Regions from separate parts of the Homo sapiens genome. Here region 1 is linked to region 2. The links are chromatin loops, found by intact Hi-C in ENCODE. Cell type or tissue: transverse colon. All regions are shown on one strand. Links, peaks and the distances in the headings refer to the core of each region. The heading gives the core; the rest is flanking DNA. Region 1 overlaps PRP4K (pre-mRNA processing factor kinase PRP4K). Region 2 overlaps ECI2 (enoyl-CoA delta isomerase 2).

Region 1 (2,922 bases), core at 167-2,666, 96 kb after region 2:
CTTTCTACAGCTTAATTTTTTAAAACAGGTTTTGAACATTTCTTAATGTTATTCCAGGTTTGGTCACAACTATTCAATCTGAACAGTCAGATTGTAAATAGGTTTGTCTCCATAATCAAATAATATTACAGTATTTTCCTCATTTATTATTATTATTATTTTTTGAGATGGAGTTTTGCTCTTGTTGCACAGGCTGTAGTGCAATGGTGTGACCTCGGCTCACTGCAACCTCTGTCTCCCGGCTTCAAGAGATTCTCCCGCCTCAGCCTTGAGTAGCTGGGATTACAGGCATGAGCAACCACGTCCAGCTAATTTTATATTTTTAGTAGAGACAGGATTTCTCCATGTCGGTCAAGCTAGTCTCGAACTCCTGACCTCAGGTGATCCACCCGTCTCAGCCTCCCCAAAGTGCTGGAACACAGGCGTGAGCCACTGCAACTTGCCTTCCTCATTTAATAAAAACCTAAAAACACAACCTGCCTTGCATGTTTCAGCACGGTATACAGAACCCAAGAATCCTTCTCTGATCCAGCCAAAATGAGCAAGGTAGACTTTGATTCAGATCTGTAGTGCTTACTTCTTGGTAGTGCTTACTTCTTGATAGGGCCATCTGAGGAAACTCTTTTATTTAATCTGCTCACATACACGCACAGCCTCAAAAGACCAGTTAAAAAATATAAATGGGCTGGGTGCGGTGGCTCACGCCTGTAATCCCAACACTTTGGGAGGCCAAGGCAGGCAGATAACCTGAGGTCAAGAGTTCGAGACCAGCCTGGCCAACGTGGGGAAACCTCATCTCTGCTAAAAATATCAAAAAAAAAAAAAAAAAAAAAAAAAAAAAAAAATTAGCCGGGCGTGGTGGCGCACACCTGTAGTCCCAGCTACTCGGGGAAGCTGAGGCAGGAGAATTGCTTGAACCCAGGAGGCAGAGGTTGCAGTGAGCCAAGATCACACCACTGCACTCCAGCCTGGGCGACAGAGCGAGACTCCATCTCAAAAAAACAAAACAAAACAAAACAAAAACAACACACATATATGTGTATATATATGTATATATAAATGGATGGGATAAAGTAAACTAGTATAAAAAGAACAGAGTGTTGTCTGCTAAAATGCAATGAAAATAAACAGTGGCTCAGGCCTGTAATCCCAACACTTTGGGAGGCCGAGGTGGGCGGATCACGAGGTCAGAAGTTCAAGACCAGCCTGGCCAACATGGTGAAACCCTGTCTCTACTAAAAATACAAAAATTAGCTGGGCATGGTGGTGCGTGTCTGTAATCCCAGCTACTTGGGAGGCTGAGGCAGGAGAATCGCTTGAACCCAGGAGGCAGAGGTTGCAGTGAGCCGAGACCACGCCACTGCACTCCAGCCTGGCAACAGAGCAAGACCCCATCTCAAAAAATAAAATAAAATAAAATAAATAAATAAAAATAAAGAAAATAAAAATGTTCACCCTCACTAGTCACCTAAGAAATTTCGATTAAAACAATTTTTGGGTTTTTTGTTCTGTTTTTAAGAGTGACAAAATACTATATGGTATCCTGGTAATAAAGGTTTTCCTAAACTTTCCTAATACAGTTTCAGGAAAAGGGGCAGTTCACATAGTCATAGAAGTAGAAGTAGAAATTGACCTAACTTTCCTGGATGGAAATTTAGCAATAACTTTCTACAATGTAAATGTACATACTCTGAGACTTTGCAAGTCCACTTCTATGAGTCTATTCTATAAAGAAACCTCACATATAACCAAGGCACATCTTCGCATATAATAGTGAAAAACTGGAACCAACCTAAATTTTTCATCAGTTTCAATAGGAGAATGATACTATAATACATCTACACTGAAATACCAGTTGCTGTCAGGCAGAATGAAAAACAATCTATATGTTTTGTCGCAGAAATGTTTCCTGAAAAAAGCAAGCCACATGTGAATATGAATAATATGACTCCAGTTTTGTTAAAAAAAAAAATTCCCTTATATTCATGTTATTGTCTGTACAAGGAAAGACCTAAGATAAAGTAAATTTCTAAGGAGTGGTAGTGGAGAAATGAAAAGGGAGACAATTTACAGGCTTATTTGGATTTCTCTTTAATAAGTAAGTATGCATCACTTCTGTAATTTAAAAAAATATTTTTGTTTCAAATACTCAGCTCTAGTCCTTAATAAACTCCTCAGAATTTGCTCTTCAAACAAAGCAAACTGAAAGACCACCAAGATAATTAAGAAGCACTTGAGATAACAGAATCAGTAAAACTAATCACTGCCTCAATCCAGGAAGCCAAAGGAAAAAGGGGCTATTTCATTACAGTGCCACTCAGAAGTAAAGAATCAAGACGCTCTTAAGACACAGCACTTGGAAATAAAATTTGAAATTTCTCTGAAAATATGATGACTTCACTTTCAGGGTGAGTTTATATTTATACCCATTCACAGAAAATATTATTATGAACACAGTAAACGGCTAGGAATTAATAACATCCTTATATAGTATAAGCCAATACTCTTTTAATAAGCAAAACCTAGCTGGCAATTTCATAATACTTAAATACTAAATACAAAAAAGACATTAAGAAATCTGTTTCTAAAGTAGTTTAAGTGGTATAAACACTCCTCCCCGCAAATACTTCCGTTCTATGATCCTACGTAAATTATATACATTCTCTGATTCTATTTCATTTATAAATTAGGTATGAGAGCCCCTTCACCTCATGAGTTAAGATAATCACATGAGGATTTATAAGAACTAAGACAATATATTATTCAAATAGTACAAAATAATTTCATATACTATTCTTCTTAAGCTTAAGAGATACTACTTTTCAACAATGAGATTATATGTATTAATACAAAATTTTCCATTTTAATTATACTTTGGGGACCAAAAAATATTGGTATTGGTTTCTATTTATACTGTTAAAA
Region 2 (2,922 bases), core at 166-2,665:
CACTTGAGGGTGGTCCTGGGTGCCCTCCAGCCTTGCAATTGGTGTTAGCATTGAGGACAGTCAGGAGACAAAGGCAAGCCCTTATCCTGTGGACTGTGTTCCCTCTAACTTCTAGGTTGGCCAACTCTTGCCAGATGACACTATCTCTGTCTAAAGAAATTCATAACCTCCTTTACTGCCTTTTTCTTTTTTCTTTTTTCTTTTGTTTTTATTTTGTTTTTTTGAGACAGAGTTTTGCTCTGTCACGCAGGGTAGAGTGCAGCGGCACCATCTCAGCTCACTGCAACCTCTGCCTCCCAGGTTCAGGCAATCCTTCTGCCTCAGCCTCCCAAGCAGCTGGAATTACAGGAACCTGCCACCATGCCTGGCTAATTTTTGTATTTTTAGTAGAGATGGGGTTTTACCATATTGGTCAGGCTGGTCTCGAACTCCTGACCTCAGGTGATCCACCCACCTCAGCCTCCCAAAGTGCTGAGATTACAGGTGTGAGCCACCACACCTGGCTTGTTTTTCAAAGACTCTTTCTTCTTTCCTCTCTAACTGTATTATAAAATTTTAAAAATTTTAACTGGAATTTTAAATTGCTATTTCTGAAAAGTAGCTGAGTGGGATATTTTATTCATCTCAAAACACCCACTCCACCTAGCCTCAAAAATAAAATTTAATTCCTTTTTGCTTTTTACTTACATGTTCTTCAGTTAGGTTTCCTAAGAACCAGTAGCTCTGATAGCCCCACCCTAGCCCCTCAGCTACAGTTTTGTTACCCAGGTACCAAAAGTCCACCACTGAATTAGTGGTGTTTTTTTTTGTACCTTCAGATGGGCTTTTGGAATATGCTGTGGGTTTTCAAGTATTTGTTGACTAGTTCCTTGTAAAGATTGTTTGCTTGAATATTTTGATTGTTTGTGGAAAATGTGATTACCAATATAAAACTAATGAACCATTAGATTTTTTTAGAAAATACTTCCCCAAAACCTTTATCCTGCATTATTTTCATAGACAGGCAGTTATAATTTATTTCCAGTCTTTTTTCTGTTTGTGCATTTTTGGCAACAACATCAAAGAGACTGGAGGGGAAAATTCAGATCAATTTACATACCCTGTGAAAGGATTTGGGGGAGGCATTCATGTACTTACAGATTTTATGGATCTTAAATATTTAGGGGTCTAGTTTACATGGACATTTGAACATATTGCCCCTCTCCTTTTCACAGGCCACTGAAGGACCTTGTAACATGCCCAAACCAGGTGTATTTGACTTGATCAACAAGGCCAAATGGGACGCATGGAATGCCCTTGGCAGCCTGCCCAAGGTGAGTTTACTAGTTACTGTGCTTTTATTTGCTGTACTTCTAAAGAAGTTTGTGCTTCTCATTAAGCCATTGTAAATGGAGTCTTCAAGATCTTGATGTGCTTCTATTCTTTCTTCATTGCAAGGTGTTAGTTATTAGTATAGTAACTTTCTCAAAGTGCTTATTCATTGACCATGGGCTGAGGTTGTTTGTCATCGTCCGTTCAGGAAGCTGCCAGGCAGAACTATGTGGATTTGGTGTCCAGTTTGAGTCCTTCATTGGAATCCTCTAGTCAGGTGGAGCCTGGAACAGACAGGAAATCAACTGGGTTTGAAACTCTGGTGGTGACCTCCGAAGATGGCATCACAAAGATCATGTTCAACCGGCCCAAAAAGAAAAATGCCATAAACACTGAGGTAATGTTACCTGCCCACGGAGTTTGTCCTGTTTTACTTTCTTCTTCTATGTGTTTCACACAAAAGCTGTAGAGTTTCAGCATCATTCCTATTTTAAGATATCTCTTGTTTGATTTGTGCAGGAAGGTTGGTAATTGTGGCTACTTCATACAACAGAGTTGAGCATTCATTGTTTAGAGTTTGTGAATTTCAGGTAGGTTCTGATATACCCAGAAGGCACTGTGATTTTCCTAATAATGGAAGCAGAAATAAATGAATATAAATGAAACATGTTGCTATGAGAGAATTTGCATAGAAGCCATCTAAGGTTGGTGTAGACTGCTCCCAGAAGTATCTTCATGTCACTTAGACATGAAAGTAAGTCTTTCTGCTTGCACGGGGGCTTCATTTTTTATAAGTATAGGGAGAAAGGAGAGAAGGACTTCATCTTAAACAAATTATCACCCAGCTCCGCTTTAAAGTAGCTGCTTCACTCGGTAACGTTAGTCTTTGAATCTCTCACTGAACTAGAATGATAATAAAATAACTACCTTAGCCCCTTCTTCTTGAAAAAAATTATAGGGAATTAATTGGATGCTTGGTGCTCAACTGGGACTAAAATTTCAGAGGACTATGACCATTGGGTCAATAACCTCCATTGTGGCAGAAAGAGCATACTCACTTTAAAATCATCTTCAGAATTTCATGAAGTAGGATATGTGTCATTCAACTAATAAAGCATTTAATGCTCAAACTTTATTTCCACTTTCCCCTGACTCATTTCTCTACAACTATAATAATAATAGCTACTCTGTACAGAGTGTCTAATGAGTGCCAGCACTCTCCACACAGAAGTTTATTTAATTCTCACAGGGAGCCTACTGTTATCATTACTTAACAATAAAATAATTAGATTAAGAAGTAACTTACTCAAGTTCACATAACAAATAAGCAGCAAAACCTAAATTGAAACCCTGATAGCCAGTCGTGGTGGCTCACCCCTGTAATCCCAGCACTTTGGGAGGCCAAGGTGGGCAGATCACTTGAGGTCAGGAGTTCAAGACCAGCCTGGCCAACATGGTGAAACTCCATCTCTACTAAAGATACAAAAAATTAGCTGGGCATGGTGGTGCGCACCTATAGTCCCAGCTACTCAGGAGGCTGGGGCAGGAGAATCTTTTGAACCGGGGAGGTGGAGGTTGAGCCAAGATCATGCTATTGCACTCTAGCCTGGG

Evidence for each region. A loop is a pair of places that touch in the nucleus more often than their neighbours do. Peaks named below come from ENCODE experiments on the same cell type or tissue, not always from the same donor. Only the 100,000 strongest peaks of a DNase experiment are listed, where the experiment ranks them.
Region 1: it touches region 2 in a loop (2.5-fold over the local background); 33 of 110 quality-filtered maps call a loop at or near these places.

What each region holds. Positions count from the first base shown.
Region 1 is chr6:4,033,208-4,036,129 of GRCh38, reverse strand. The region is part of intron 2 of PRP4K (pre-mRNA processing factor kinase PRP4K); the gene reads right to left. Among named protein-coding and RNA genes, the nearest start is that of PRP4K, 13 kb to the right of the region's middle. In transverse colon, for the core only: no CTCF peak of the experiment used is centred there; no DNase peak of the experiment used is centred there.
Region 2 is chr6:4,129,158-4,132,079 of GRCh38, reverse strand. ECI2 (enoyl-CoA delta isomerase 2) reads left to right here. Exons shown (of 10, transcript NM_206836.3): 3 at 1,215-1,313; 4 at 1,520-1,708. It also overlaps the pseudogene TEX56P. Among named protein-coding and RNA genes, the nearest start is that of ECI2, 5.0 kb to the left of the region's middle. In transverse colon, for the core only: no CTCF peak of the experiment used is centred there; a DNase peak (open chromatin) is centred at 1,309.